2 separate regions of the Mus musculus genome follow, and region 2 is linked to region 1. A link is a loop called in an ENCODE intact Hi-C map of the cell type or tissue named here. Cell type or tissue: heart. All regions are shown on one strand.

What was found. Peaks named below come from ENCODE experiments on the same cell type or tissue, not always from the same donor. Only the 100,000 strongest peaks of a DNase experiment are listed, where the experiment ranks them.
Region 2: a loop joins it to region 1, with 3.0 times the contacts of the local background. A loop is called at or near these places in 2 of 42 quality-filtered maps.

What each region holds. Positions count from the first base shown.
Region 1 is chr5:114,049,195-114,057,194 of GRCm38, reverse strand. Svop (SV2 related protein) reads left to right here. Exons shown (of 16, transcript NM_026805.1): 6 at 2,594-2,718. Among named protein-coding and RNA genes, the nearest start is that of Gm16108, 12 kb to the left of the region's middle. In heart, a CTCF peak has its summit at 4,892 (motif pointing left); a DNase peak (open chromatin) is centred at 4,654; H3K4me3 peaks cover 330 bases; H3K27ac peaks cover 624 bases.
Region 2 is chr5:114,172,888-114,180,887 of GRCm38, reverse strand. The region is part of intron 1 of Acacb (acetyl-Coenzyme A carboxylase beta); the gene reads right to left. Among named protein-coding and RNA genes, the nearest start is that of Acacb, 11 kb to the right of the region's middle. In heart, CTCF peaks have their summits at 2,377 (motif pointing left), 3,888 (motif pointing left), 6,091 (motif pointing right), 7,217 (motif pointing left) and 1 weaker place; DNase peaks (open chromatin) are centred at 1,137, 2,732, 5,057, 5,997 and 2 weaker places; H3K4me3 peaks cover 2,768 bases; H3K27ac peaks cover 2,695 bases.

The sequences.
Region 1 (8,000 bases):
CTTGCGCACAGGTCTCAGCACAAACAAATCATTCCATAAATGTCTATTACCCTTCTTAGGGCTTGACAAGCCTCTGCTTCCCTCCAGAGTCCACATCCTTCACCCTGACCTCCCCCAGAGAAGCCAGCCCATCAGTCCCTCGTTAATGAGGCTGCGTAGACAGCTGTCCCCTAAATGTGTTCTGCTCTCAGGAGAGTGAAGCATCACACCAACAAGGTGTGACCAGCCAGAAATTCTGGAGAGGTGTCCCCCCACCAAGTCCCCAAAGGCAGGGCTTCTCCTTCCAAGTCAGAGTTTCTATCCAAACTCAGGAACAAAGGAGCAGGCTGTGATTACGAAGCCTCTCGGGCTCATCCAGGGGCCTGGGCACACCAGGAAACCGACCATCAAGATCAACCACAGAGTGGCTTCCTGGTCCAGGTGGCAGGTTTCCATGCCCATGTGGGTGTCTGCACACAGTGAGATGCTTTGGTTTCTATGGAAGTTCCTATGGCATGGGGGCTATGTTAATTATGGAAAGGAGAGAGAGAGAGAGAGAGAGAGAGAGAGAGAGAGAGAGAGAGAGAGATCCATTCCCCACCCCACCCTCCCACCCTTGTGGAACAAGGCAGCCTCCAGGAAGTCCATCTACTTCTCTGAGCCTGTTTCCCTGCTTGCAAAATGAAGGTGGCAAAAAAAAGGACAAAGAGTGACTTGGGGTTGGGGTTTAACCAGAAAGTGTCGGCTGGGCTGCAGTATAGCTTGGTGGGTAGAACACTTGTCTAGCACACAGCAGGCCATCTTCTAAGTCAGCCCTGGATAAAACTGAATGTGGGTGGCACATGCCTGTGACCTCAGCACTTAGGAGGGAGCAGGAGAGTCAGCAGTTCAAGATCACCCCTAGCACACAAGGCTAGCCTGGGCTACCTGAGGTCCGAGGCTAGCCTGGGCTACTACCTGAGGCTGTCCCAGAAAGCAAAATGAAGTGTGTGTGTGTGATACGCACAGGATTTTGCCGATGCACAATAGAACATTCTAGTCTTTGCTACGGTCCGGAGTGAGGGTAGCGTGACTGGGCCACTCCACCACAAAGACGCTGTTGGTTTTTTGTTTTGAGATAGGGACTCAAGATGGCCTCAAACGGTCTCAAGCTCCTGACTCTCATCCTCCGGTCTCCCACGTGTGAGTGAGCACATCACTGCACCTAGCACAGTGACATCTTTAAGGAGGTTCCAGACACACACTAGAACTCTCTGCCTGCGAGGAACCTTTAGTCTCTGTGATCTGTGAACATTGCCCTCCTAGCAGAAAGCAATCCAGGAACACCCCGTCCCAGGCTTTCTGGGTCCGTTTTACAAACTGGCGATACAGAGAACAAACACATACCCTTGTGTTCCAGATTTCAGTGCTAGGGTGATGTCATAGTCTGTCTGCAGCACGCTAATCGTATATCCTGCGCCTGAACTATACCCTAGCTGCATGAGAATTATGCATCCTAACAGCTACACCCTAGCCCCCATGTTTTATTTACCCCTCGCAGGGTTTTATAGGACGTTCAATCAGTTGCCTCCATTTTGACATATTTTGCATAAAAATAAACATCGAGTGGTTTGTGGCTTCCCTTGAAACCTGGATCAGCTAGTGACTGGGACGCAGAGTCTGCCATGGTAACTCTTGGCCAGATAGGTTCTCTGACTCAGTTACCACCTGCCCTGTGTCACACCTGAGGAGGTCCCAGTCTGTTGGAGGTAACAGGGAGAAACTGAAGGCCTGGCTCATTTGAAGCACAGGTCTCCGTGCTGGAAGCCCTGGCAGTGTCAGGCACAAAGTGTCAGTCAGATACCCTTTGCTGTGACAAATGCCCAAGACAGCTCAGCTTATGAAAATAAAGGTTTGTCTTGGCTCAAAGTTGGGATTTTCCAGTCATCGGTGGGTCCATGATTAGCTTTGGTCTAAGTGCCCTTGGAGGCCAGAGGAAGGTGTCAGATCTCCTGGATCTGTAGGTACAGACAACTGGGTTGCCATTGGGAGCTGAGAATCCAACCCAGGTCCTCTAGAAGAGCAGCCAGCGCTAGTAACTGTAGAGTCATCTCTCCAGGCCCACTGGAAACTTTTTCAAAAAACAAGGGGTGGGGGGCTGGAGAGATGGCTCAGCGATTAAAAGCACTGACTGCTCTTCTAGGGGGCCTGAGTTCAATTCCCAGTACCCACTTGATGGCTCACAACCATCTGTAACGGGATCTAAGGCCCTCTTCTGGTGTGTGTGAAGAGAGCAACAATGTACTCACATACATAAATAAATGAATCTTTTTTTAAAAAATGGCACCAGGCAGTGATGGCACACGTCTTTAATCCCAGTGCTCTGGAGGCAGAGGCCAGTCTGGTCTTACAGAGTGAGTTCCAGGACAGCCAGGGCTACACAGAGAAACCCTGTCTCCAAAACAAACAAACAAACAAACAAACAAGCAAACGTATGTGACAGCAGGGCTAGAACCCAAAGCAGGAGCCCCAGCCTGAGCTGTGCCACCCTTCACTGGTAACTCTCGCTGCCTGTAGACACGTGCCACCTGGAGCTGCTCAAGGCTCTTGTGATTCTGTGTCTCCTTCTCCACAGGGGCTGAAGATCAGTGTGCTCTGGACCCTGTACTATGGCATCCTCAGCGCCTTCGCGCCCGTGTATAGCTGGATCCTGGTGCTCCGAGGCCTGGTGGGCTTTGGGATTGGAGGGGTGCCCCAGTCGTAAGTAAATACCTAGGGCTGGCATAGCCACCTACTGCATGCACAGGTTCAATGTTGGATTTAAAAACCCTCACGGAAGAAGTGAGCATGTAGACCATTAGTCACTAAAGCATACAGAACAGCAGACATCTGGATAGCATCTGTACCTTGCTCTGGGCTATCAGCCATCCAGAGGTGGTTTACAGCACACCGAGATGTGAGCATGCCCGTCTCTATCAAATACGACATCATTTATGTAGGAGGGAGTTGAACAGCTTCAGGTCTAGCTACCAGCGCCAGCACCCTGGAGATAAGGGGGATGACTCTGTGTCCTCATTGCCTTGGAATGTGGGGATGGCCGTGCAGGGCCTCTGGAACCTGAAGCCACGTGGGACAGAACACCAGCAGCATCAGTATCCTTCAGTTAACAGCAGCACCAGCAGTGCCCAAAGGCCCTAAGAGAGAAGTCACAACAAGCCAGACCCAACTTTGATGGCCCGGTTAACATCCATACATCATGGCCTCCAGCAGTTACTAAGCTGTTGCGGTTGAGTGTGGGACTTTTGGCCAGTTGTGGAGGCACAAGCCTTTCATGCCAACACTTGGGTGGCAGAGGTAGATGGAACTCTATAAGAGTTTGAGGATAGCCGGGTCTACATAGTAAGTTCTAGGCTAGCCAGAGCCACAGAATAAGATCCTGTCTCAAAAACAAAACCACCACCAACAACAACAACAACAAAAAAAAACTTTACGGGATTCTTGAACAGTCCCGGCATGAAAGCTTTTTCTCTGTGAGCCAAGACCGGTGGAAGATGCTAAACTCAAGTCCACACAAATCCACCCCCACAGACTCCATGATGTCAGCAAAGACCACTGCAGCTTCAATGCCTTCTCAACTTTTAGAACAATCTTTCCTTTGTAATGGGAATACTGGTTTTTGTTTGTTTGTTTATTTATTTATTTATTTATTTATGTTGGTTTTTCAAGACAGGGTTTCTCTGTGTAGCCCTGGCTGTCCTGGAACTCACTCTGTAGACCAGGCTGGTCTCGAACTCAGAAACCCACCTGCCTCTGCCTCCTGAGTGCTGGGATTAAAGGCATGTGCCACCACACCTGGCCTGGAATGCTGGTTTTAAAAGGATATTCTGCATGCTCCATTCCATGTCCAAGCTGGAGCCTATCCATTCCTCAGACTATCAGTGCCAGGGGTGGCATAGCATACACATATATACACAGCATGTGATATGTATGCATTATATGTATATACATATATATATATTTATATATATATATATACACATACATACACACACACACATATACATATATATACCATGAACTTTACAATCACAACTCTCTGCTGGGGCTCCTTCGGGACAGTCTGGAGAGACAATCTAGGAAGGGCAGGTTCACCATGAATCAGTGTGGCGACATCACAGTCTCTGTAGACCAGAAGGCCTCGGTTTGAATCCTGACTCTGTGCTGTGATCTCAGGGGAGACCCTGATCCTTTCTCTGCATCAGTTCCTTTCTCTACACATGCCCTGTCAAAGGCTGCATCGCTGCAGACGAGACACTTGGCCACCTTCAAGTTTGCCCAGCAGGCCCTCAGTTTGATCCCTAGCACCCACAAATCGAGTGTGGTCTCTCAGACCTGTGACCCCAGCACTGAGGAGCTGGAGGCAGGAGGATTGCAAGCTCAGAGTCGTCCTTAGCTAAGTGACAGTCCAAGTACCTGACACCAGGCTTCCAAACAAACCAACAAACATTTTCCTATGAAGTCAGAGCTTGGCACCAGTCCAGTTCCCACAGGAACTGACGAAGTCAAATCCTGTGCAGGAGGATGACAGACAGAGTGTAGTGTGAAGGGGGGACTGACCATGAGGATCTAACACCCAGGCGTGGCTTCCTGCCTCTGGAAATTCATTGAACCTGTTCCACTCCCTCCCCTGACTTCCCGATGATGACTTCTCCTGACATCTATCTGAGTTGGCACCCGACACGTTTTCCTGGAGTGGAAAAGCATGATTTCACACAATCCAGGAATTAAAAAACCACTGGAGCTCTAAGCAGAGGCCATTAACAGGAACACAGCCAACAATCTGGGCCGGCAGCAGCTGGTGACCTGTGGCACAACTGTAGCCCAGCTCCCAGAATTCCTGCATATGGACCACTGGCCACCGAGCAGCGCCCCCTGGTGGCTGGAGGAACTGTAGCGGCTCAGGTCAAATTCCTCCTCCCTGGATGCTACAGCAGATGTTCGCTACCCTAAATGTCTGCTCACAAATCTCCTGAAAACAGCGCAGAGGGGCGCAGAGGTGATAGGAATCTTTAGCAGAGCTTGTAAACAAAGGAAGGATACTTTCAAACAATCAGAAACTTTGAGAAACTTCTGGAAGCTTATGAGTAAATGAAGACTTACAAGTGACTAGATCAAAGAAAAGACTACACCCCAAATTGGCTGCAGGGCACCTCATGAAGAAAGGCTTCTTCCCAGCGGCTGGGAGATGTGTCATTCCCAAAGTCCCTGGTACAGGGAGGGAGGGGAGCACACCAGGTGTTGTGTGACAGAACTTGTCCTGGAGACCTACACACCCCAGACTGGGATCCCACTACAGACTAAAGTAGAGCTACCACCTGAAGGAGACCTCTGCACAGCCAGGATTCCCTTTTGGAACCCTTAATTAGGCACAAACCACACCGGAGGACCTGTTTTCACAAGAAAAGTTAAAAGTGGCTGCTTTCTGGAGAAAAACAGCAGGCAAATGACCTCGCAGGTGTAACTTTTAAGAGAAAAAGGGAGGACTCTGTTAGAATGGGCCAGGGTGCGGTGAGAAGTTTTGATTGGGTATGTTAATTAGGTGAGCCAAAGGGGGGTTTGATGGCTGGACTTTAATACTTCGATAGCTGGACCTTGGAAGTCAGCTTCCGGAGGAGGAAGTGGCCATATAAGGGAACAGACCTTCGAGGCTAGTTTAGGAATGTAATCGAAGGGTTTTTAGCAAGGCAGAGGGAATGGGGGAGAAGGGCAAGGCCTGCCAGAGCCACACTCAACATATTCAAGCTGGCCAGGGTCCCTTTACCACCCAAGTCCATCTTGGTTTTATTGGGGTTACTTATAGGAATAGGGGTGAGGGGTTACTTACAGGTGCAGAAATGACTCCAAGATGGTTAGTTGCATCATCAAGGCTACCCCAGGTAGGGTGACAGCTCACAAATCTGGGGACTTGGAGCACACTGAACAGCCTGCAGGCAGCTCAAGAGGTTGGAGAAGTGTCCTTTCCAGGTGCTCCAGTTGGTTTAAACCTCTTTCCGGCAGCTCAGTAGGTCTCTCTTTCTTCCAGGCAGCTGGTCTCAGGAGTCTTCCTCACAGTTCAGCTTGGATTCGCTCCTCTCAGTGTAACGCTCAGATTTTACCATTTACTCCAGGGAGGGGGTTGGGGAGGGGCGAGGTGCAGTGAGTCTTGTAAGTTTCAGGGACTTCCTGAAGCTACACGGAGCTGTTTATCTTCCTGCTTAAGCAGCTTCCCTGTAGAGTGGAATGTTTCAGTCTTGGAGAAAACTGTTACACAACACTCCACCCTTTCCCCCATCTCTTAAATTCTTTCTGCCTCATCTTCTCCAAGGACCCCTGAGCCTTGGAAAGGAGTGATTATAGTTGTCCACCTATGGCTAAGAAACAGGCTAGCATGCCATAGTAACAGTCACTTGATCTTGGGAGCTTCACCAGTCAAAAAGGCACAATAATGATCTATAGGCATAAACACGCGTGTGGAAGGCAGATTGACAGGAACGTCACGTTCGTCTAGAAAAACCATAGAAGTGGCTTCTCCATTGTATCCTATGACCTTCCCAGCCATAGATCTTTATCCTGGATTGCAGTACCAGATACGAACTCCCTCTTGCAGAGCAGGTCTTAAATCCAATCAGAAGGCAGTTGTTCTTACCCACGACAGCTGAGCCACTATTGCACAAGCAGACACATCATGCCTGGCACATTTGTATTTCAGCACACAAGGTCCATAGGCAAGCAGGAATGTTGGTGGCCATTCTCCGCTTGCCTAGCTCCTTTGACACCATGAAAGCCAGCCAGGAGAGTGGGAGTTTCCAGCTCGCTCCGGGTTAATTTCTCCATGCCCTATAGTCAAAGTCCGAGCATGTGGTATCTTCAGTGATAGGGTCTTACTGTCTCGTTCTTGCACAGAGCCAACAGCAGTAGCAATAGCCTTTATGGTTTGAGGGGCCTGAGGGGCTCCTCTGGTCCATAGCTCACTTGGAGGTAGCCCGCCCTAGTCACCGAGGCTCCCATTCAGTAATCTTATGGCTTCGAAGAGGCTTATGTCCTTTTCCATCCATGTAGGGTACCTTTTGGACTCAGACTTCTTCACAGTTATCATTTTAACAACCTCCTTTTCTTCTTTCAATTAACTGAGCCCTAGTAGGATCGTAAGGCAAACGGAAATACCCCCGTACCTGTTTGCCTCTCCTTTGGCTTTCCAAATCTGCGGACCACTCATAGCTTAGCATTATGTCATCTACATGTCTGAACCTTTTCCAGAGTTTAGGCAGGACAAGGCAACGTGACCAGGAAAATCCCTGAAACCCTGTCCCATCACAAAGATGACCTGAATGTCTGCTGTCATCTGTTCTCAGCAGGTGTCAGGAGAGCCCAGAAGCTCAGAACTGAGACGGTACTAAAGTCAAACTTAGGTGAGGTTTAATACAGTGCACATGTGCCATCTGTTTGTATCCATTTGTATCAATTGCTTCCTCCAGAGGTGGAGGCTGGGTACACAGAGGCACTACTTAATTAGCTCACCTTAACCCTTGGTCAGTCTCTCTGAGATACTATGTTTCCATATCCCCGAAGCCTCCCTACTCTTCTCTATGTCTGACCTATTCAGTGAGCCTGACTTAATTTGCTCAGACCTGCTCAGGGTCACCGGGGCCAAGGCTCTGCTCTCTGCAGCTGCACCTGCTGGCTCACTGGGTCATGGAAGCCCTGGATTGGCACTGTGGATGTGGCTGTAGCTGTTGAGTCTCCATCCACCATACCCAGTTGCCCAGAGAGTTCCTGGCTGAGCAAACCATCTCCACCACTAGTGTAACCTTTTGATGGAGGTAAATAGACCCTCCTTAGTCTAGGGAGAGACTCCCCACCCTAGGACAGCTTGATCATCTTCACCTGTATTGCTCAAATCGGACATCTTCTGTGACCACTCCTCAGGCTGCAGAGTCTTCCAGAAGTCTTAGCACACGATTTCATTTTCTATTAGTTCTCTCCTTACGAGCTCCAACTCCACA
Region 2 (8,000 bases), 120 kb before region 1:
CACATACCCTCCCCCCTTGAGACAGAATCTCTCACTAGCCTGGGGCTCACCGATTTGGCTGCACTGGCTGGTGGTAACTTCCGCACATCCTCCTGCCTCCACCTCCTAGTCCAGACTTTTTTTTTTTTTTTTTTTTTTTGGTTTTTTGGAGACAGGGTTTCTCTGTCTAGCCCTCGCTGTCCTGGAACTCACTCTGTAGACCAGGCTGGCTTCAAACTCAGAAATCCTCCTGCCTCTGCCTCCCAAGTGCTGGGATTAAAGGCGTGCACCACCACCGCCCGGCGACATTTATCTTGATATGGGTTTGGGAGAACCAAACTCAGATCCCCAACTTGAAATACTGTCTGAGCCATGTTCTCAACCCAAATGTCCCCTCATGAGAACATCCTGTCTCTTGACACACCACGTCCTGCTGACCCCAGGGAGAAGACAGTAGTAATCGTTCCTCTCCTCAGCCAGGTCTCTGGTTTCCAAAGCCACAGCCACTCCACTTCCCTTTGAAGCATTCAACTCCCTCACCTGGAATAAGGGGAGAATATCAGGCACCACATTCAATATGGCTGCACACTTGCTCAGGATTAAGTGAGGTGGCCTGGACCATCCATAGACAGAACATAGAGGGCTCGGTGTGGCGCGTGGTACACCCTCAATGAGCAGCCACACCAGCTGGGTCAGGGTCCAAGAGGAGCAGCAACAAGCCACTTGCTTAGCCCACTCCACAAAACCCCCATCTGAACACCAGTCTCTCCTGTCTGTGACTTTCCCTGACAGGCTGATGCCTCTCTGTGTCAGAAAGTCTGACCCCTCCCACTCTCAGACACATTTATACGATTTGATGGAAAAGAAAATCACCATTTCAAGGCCCAGAACCATCTGTGGTACCACACTGGTTTTAGGTCGGTAATGGAATCACTTCACCAGGAAGCCAGCAACTACCCAGAGCACATACAAGACTGTGGGGAAGGCCTTGTCTCAGGCTCCATCTCCAGGGACTGGACTATTTTGATTCTTTTCTGACAATGCTGGAGGCCAACCAACATTGGCTCCAGACAGACGACCGTCCCCCAGCACTGGAGCCAAGTAAGGGAGAACCTTTGCTAAGTGCCGTGCCTCTGGCCCAGAGCTAAGCCCTGACCTTAGGCGGAAGGAGGAAGGACAGGGCGAGGGCCAAAATGTTCCACGGTGGCTTTGGAAATGACTCTGAAAAGCGATCAACAACGGAGCTGCCAAGCACCAGACCCAGTCAGCTGTTGGGCATAAGACCTGGGCAGCGCTGTTTGGGGATGGAAGGAAATCAATGTTTTCAAGGGCAAACAACAGACTGGTCCTTCTCGATGCGACTGCTCCGGATAAAAAAGGCTGCCATCTCCTGCTCGGAATAATGAGACAGGGGTTCAGAGAGGTCCTCTGGCCTCAAGTCCCGCAGCTGACAAACAGCAGAGCTGGGCTGGTAACCCAACTCTATCTCACCTCAGATTTTCATACTGAGGTAGGAAAGATTGACTAGGATACAAAGGCGAAGCACTGCAGGGTCGTCTCTGGAAATGAGTGTGGGTATGGAGGTGAGATCAGAGACGTTGCTCAACCCTGTGCAAATACACAGCATGGCCACAGACACCAGCAGAGCTCCAGCTGTGAAACGCCCCAAGTTTCTGATGTAGAATCGGTTGCCCCTGTGACCTCAAGATGCCCCTACAACACCCCGTGCCTCCTCTCATAGGATGAAATATTCAGGGGACCCAAAGGGGGAAGTGGTAGTGCACACCTGAAATCCCAGTTCCTGGGAGGCAGAGGAGGGAAGATCATGAGTTCAAGGCCAGCCTGAGCAGCATAGACAGACTGTTTCAACAAAACAAATTCTCGGGGTGGGTCAGGCAAGTCTGCAGACATGAAGCATCTAGGGAGGTGGGTGTGTCACTAAGCAATATGACACTTGCCTATGGTGCAGCAGACCTTGGGTACTGTCCTAGGACCGAAGAACAAAGAATCTGGAAAAGGATAAACAGGCTGTACACTGAAGGAGACTTGTCCCTGATAGGAATGTCCCAGCTGCCTCCCTGTCCAGGGCCCTGGCGTTCTCCAACACTCAAATCCCTTGCCCTCTACCATCCTGACCACCAGGTGATGGGTGGAAGGCAGTGTGAGTGCTGAGTTTCTGTTGTCAGTAATGGAAATGCAGGGAGAAGACTTGGAGCCAGGGGAAGCCACTGAATTTACTTTCCTACAGACAACTCAATACTGGGATCCCAGGAGCTGCAGAGATGGCTCAGCTGTTAAAGAGAGCTTGCTGTTCCTTTTGGGAAGCCAGCACTCAAATCAGGTGGCTTACAGCTACCTGTAATCCATTTCCAGAGGATCTGGCACCCTCTTCTGGCCTCTGATGGCATACACACTCTCGCATGCACATGCACATAACATGCACACATGCACCCATGCATGCACATGCATACACACACACAGCAAATACAGATACACATACACACACACACACATCATATACACACATAGAAATAAATCAAATCTTACATATAACTATGATACCAGATAAATAGACCTTCTATAATTTCTATTTCAATGTTTTAATTTAACTTATTTGTGGATGGGCTGCATGTATGTGGAAAGAAATCAGAGGACAACATTTAGAAGTCAGTTCTCCCCTTCCACTGGGTAGATTCCAGGAATTGTCTGCTGCCCTGGCTTGCCAGCCCAACCTTTGGGAATTTCTCAGGCCATACAACCTCCGGATGCCTTCTGGAATGATACCAGGTCAAGGGTGAACAATCAGAGTCCCTGGGCCGATCTTAATCTGCTGTGAATGGTTTAAACAGATTTAAGTGGTTCTGGGGGAGGGGGGGTCCAAAGAATTCTATATTATGATACACAATAAATCATACAAACGGCTCATTTCAAGGTCCTTTAATGGAACACAGCCAGTCCCATATAAACAGGTAGCTACTGCCACAGGAAACAGCAGTGAGTAGCTGTGAAAGGCTGTATTGTCACAAAGTATTTACTATTTGGCTTTTTAGGAAAACAGCACACTGACCCTGAGCTAGGCTGACATGGGGGCTTCATCAGCAGGCTATATATCTATACAACATATGTACATTTTATATATATATATGTGTGTGTGTGTGTGTGTGTATAATATCCATCTCAGCACTCAGAATATATATATGTATGTATATATATATATATATATATATATATATTTTTTTTTTTTTTTAAACAGGGACTACATATCTGTAATCCCAGCACTCAGAAAACAGAGGAAGAAGGAGCAGCAGGAGTTGAAGGTACCCTTGGGTGGAATGGTGAGTTCAAGGCCAGCCTGGGCTAAGTAAGAGTGCAGTGGTGCACCTTTAATCCCAATCCTCTGGAGGCAGAGAGATTGGATGTTGTAGCATGTGAGATTGGCTGACACCTACAAGCATGGCAAGTCACAGCTAGCTGATACTTCAGGTGTTATAAAGTCTGCCCTCTGTCACTACTGAGGACTTCTAGCAAGATGTGCCACAGGCTTCCCAGAAACCAGCGAGTGAAGCTGTGTGCCAATAAAACTTTATTTATGCACTCTGGCCTTTGAATTCCTCCTAGTTTTGTTTGTTTGTTTTTTACATGAACAGTGTTCTTCTCTTGATTGTTTTTAATTATTTAAAAGCATAAGAACCACTGCCCTCAGGCCAGATAAATGCAGATAAACTCATAATTTGCAGAGCCAATTTGGGAAAAAGAAAAGAAAAAGAAGAAGGAAAAAAAAAAAAAAAGGGGCTGGAGAGATGACTCAGCGGTTAAGAGCACTGGCTCCTAACCTGACCTTGAGTTCAATTCCTAGCAACCACATGGTAGCTCACAACCATCTGAAATGGGATCTGATGCCCTCTTCTGGCATGCAGGTGTATATGCAGATAGAGCATTCAAATACATAAAATAAATTTTTTTAAAAAGACTAATAGGTTACAATAAATATGGTTCAATTTTATAAATTAAACATCTGCTCTGAAAACAAGATTTGTCAAGTATCAGCTGTTGATCCAGGTGGAATTATATCTTTACTCCTCTTCGTGTTTATAATTTCCTTAGTTTGTTCATTTGGGCTTTTTTTGGGGGGGGAGGGGCTTTACGTGTGTGGGTTTTCCTATATAGCCCAAGCTGGCCTCTTAACTCAATCCTCCTGCCTCAGCAGTGCTAGGATTATAAATGTGTACCGCACTCCCTTATTCGGGCTGAATTCTCAGCAGCGAATACAGCATCCCTTTGGTGAGTGGTTTAAAGTGCAATAAAATGAAAGAGAAAAGGAAAACAGTGGGGTACGCTCAGAAAGTGACCTCAAATACAAAGCCTGCTCAGGATGTCTGGGTTTTCCCAAGGCTTCAGCCTCAATAAGTGTTGCCTCCCACAAACGTTATTTTCTCAAGGCCAAAGGGATGAAGATGGAGGGAAGAGTAGTGCGTCCCAGGGAACAATCTTGAGGCAGCTGTGTGGTGGGCAGAGCTCTCCAAACATCGTCACTGGTTGCCCACCTAGGCCGCAAGTTTGAGCGGTGGGATTCTTCCTGCAGCGGCCAAGCTAAGCTCGCATCTCTTGGGGCGGAAGAAGGGGGAAAGGCGAGGTGCTAAGGGGCAGACAGTTGACCTGGACGGAGAGGGGTGCGTTAAGTTTGCAAAAGCAGTTATTAAAATCGCGGGCTTACTTACTTTCCTGCGAGCTCAGGGAAACAGACCTTGCATTTGGCAGGGCTCATGTTGCCCAGCCTACCGGGCCAATCCCAACAGGGCGGGGGATGTGCAGTTTGCACCCCCTAATCACAGGAAGCGAGCAAGCCCGGCTCCCAAGGCACAGCAGGGTCACCAGCTCGCCACCAGAGGCGGAGGTTGAGGCGTCCTCGAGGAGGGGCCCTGGCCGCAGCTTGTGACAGCTGTGGGTCGCGGGACAGCGAGCCTCCCCGGCCATCCCGAACTGTTCCAGACTCTGGGAAACCCAAACCAAGGCCCGCCTGGCCACGCCCTCCCCAGGCCACACCTCTCACCGGGCACCCAGATCCCACCCATGCTGATTGCCTGGCCACGCCCTCCACATCCGCTTAGGCCACGCCCCATGGGCCAAACCTTCCATCCTGCTCCCAGCCACTCCAGGTCACACCCCAGGGACTAGTCCCGCCCAGACCCCGCCTCCTCCAGGGCTGTCCCTGCGCCATACTTCTGCCCCTGACCTTGAGTTTAGGACTCAAGGATGTATTTCACGTCCCTCCCCAGAACCCCTCCCGAGAGGTGGCGGTTGTGGGTTCCACAGCCCTCTGCACTGCCGTCCAGACTTTGGACACCCGTAGGAGGGATCCGAGGAAAATACTGAAAACTGTTCAGAAGAGGGAGGTCGCTTCAGAGCCTCTTAAGACATCCCTCCAAGAAGCACTTGACTTTTTAAGTTACATTTATTATTTATTTATTTACTATTCATTCATTCACTTGTTTGTTTGTTTGTTTATTGGCGGTTAGTGGCCCTTCCTCAGCAAGTGTGGAGATAAAGAAACCGATTTATTGGGCTGGAGAGATGGCTCAGCGGGGAAGAGCACCGACTGACCTTCTAAAGGTCTTGAGTTCAAATCCCAGCAACCAAATGGTGGCTTACAACCATCCATAACAAGATCTGATGCCCTCTTCTGGAGTGTCTGAAGACAGCTAGAGTGTACTTGCATATAATAAATAAATAAATCTTTAAGAAAAGAAAAAAGAAAAAAAAAACCGATTTGTAGGAATTGGTCCTCGCCTTCCACTACTTGAGTCCTGGAGATTGAATTATCAGGATTGGTGGCAAGCGATTTTACTGTCGGGGGCCACCAGGACCCCTGTTACGCATCAACAAAACGCGGACAAGCCCGGGAGCCCCCGTCTCATCCCCACCGCTCCTTAGCAGCACAGATGAGGAAGGTGTGGACCAGAGATGGACGTGAATCCTTGGGACAGGACTGTACTTAAGTAGGATCTGAAGATCATCCAAACGAGCATCTCCATGAGCCATTGGGGGAGGGGCTGGGGCGTGGCTTAGTGGTCAAGCACTGTGCGCTGAGCTCCAAGTCCGGGGTCTCCCTCTAGGGGGCACTAAGCACCCTGCCTCCACAACTGGGACCCTTGCCCAGGTTCCGAGGTTAGATGTGTTAGATCGTATGTTAGACACTTGAAGGAAAATAAAACGGGTGAGCAAAATTCTCGGTTAGGACTTTCTAGAAGGTTCCCCCGTGGTTTTAACTTCTCCTCCTCAAAAAAGGAGAAAAAGGAGGAAGGGAGGGAAGAAGAGAAGGAGGGAGGTAAGGGAAATGTTTTTCTTTTTGGAAGTTACCCACCAGTATCCAAAAGTATCCATCCTCCCACCGACCCAATTTAAAGTAACCGCATCAAAAACGGGGGGGGGGGGGAAATGAAGATACTCAAAACAGCCCTCCCTGCCCAGCTCAGGATCCTACAGAAGAGCCCTGCTCTGCAGCTTCCTGGCAGCCAGAGAGGTTTTATCTCCGAACTCCCGACACTCCCTCAATGTTCTGGGGGATAGCCTACTTTCCTGCTGACAGCGTGAAAGGCGCCTGCAACTTTCACGGGGGGGGGGGGGGGGGGTTCTAGGGACAGCGGTTCACACAGCCGGACCATGAGATCAAGCAGCAGCAGCTGGGGCAAACTTGATGTGAATTTGCCCGAATTCTTTTTGGCAGGAGAAAGCAAATTGCAGCACACAGAGAGATTTGATCTCAGCATTATGGTATGTTGACATCCCGGACTCTCGGTATACCTGGTAGTGACACTTTACAACCATGATCTTCTGCCTCAGCCCCCCAACGCTACCCTAAAGTGAAGAGGCAGGCAGATGCAGCACATCCCAGTGGTTCCATCTGTACTCCTCCACGCCACCAAGGTCATCAGAAACACGCAAGTCTGAGAAGTCACTGGGGTCAAATTCTTTTTTGGTTTTTCCACAGCTGCCCAGGCAAAGCCTTGGGTTTGGGCTAACCTCTTGCCTTAGCTGTCCTAGTAGGCTCGACTACGGTGGTTGCCATCACACCCTGGTGGATTTTCCTCTATCGGTATTTAATACTAAGGAATAAAAGATGGGAGCTGGCGAGATGGCTCAGCAGGTAAGAGCACTGACTGCTCTTCCAGAGGTCCTGAGTTCAAATCCCAGCAACCACGGCTTACAACCACCCGTAATGAGATCTGGCGCCCTCTTCTGGTGCATCTGAAGACAGCAACTGTGTACTTATAATAATAAATAAATCTTTAAAAAAATAATTCTAAAAAAAAAAAAGAGGAATAAAAGATGGGAAGGATGGAGTACTACACACCCTGGTGTCTTGTTCTGCCTCGTGCAAACACCAATGGCTGTGGCCCCCACCCCACCATCTCTCCACCCCACTCTTTTTTTTTTTTTGAAATTTTTTTTAAAGATTTATTTATTTATTACACTGTAGCTGTCCTCAGACACTCCAAAGAGGGAGTCAGATCTTGTTACAGATGGTTGTGAGCCACCATGTGGTTGCTGGGATTTGAACTCCGGACCTTCGGAAGAGCAGTCGGGTGCTCTTACCCACTGAGCCATCTCACCAGCCCCGAAATTTTTTATTAAATATTTTCTTTATTTACATTTCAAATGCTATCCCTCCACCCTCCACCCTCCACCCCACCCTTAGCTCCCCCCACTGCCCAAACAGAATCTCATGTAACTGAGGCTGGCCTCGAACTCCTGACCTTCCTGCCTCAGCCTCCCAAAGTGCTGGGATTACAGGCATGAGTCACCTTCCCTAAAAAGCTGTGCTTTTGATTGAAGTAGCTCAAATGGGGCTGTGGCCCTGCCTCATTTTTAAGCCTTTCTCTTGGCCTATGAGCAGCTAAATTTTTTGTTTGTTTGTTTGTTTGTTTGTTTGAGACAGGGTTTCTCTGTGTAGCTCTGGCTGTCCTGGAACTCACTCTGTAAGACCAGGATGGCCTCAGAGATCCACCTGCCTCTGCCTCCCA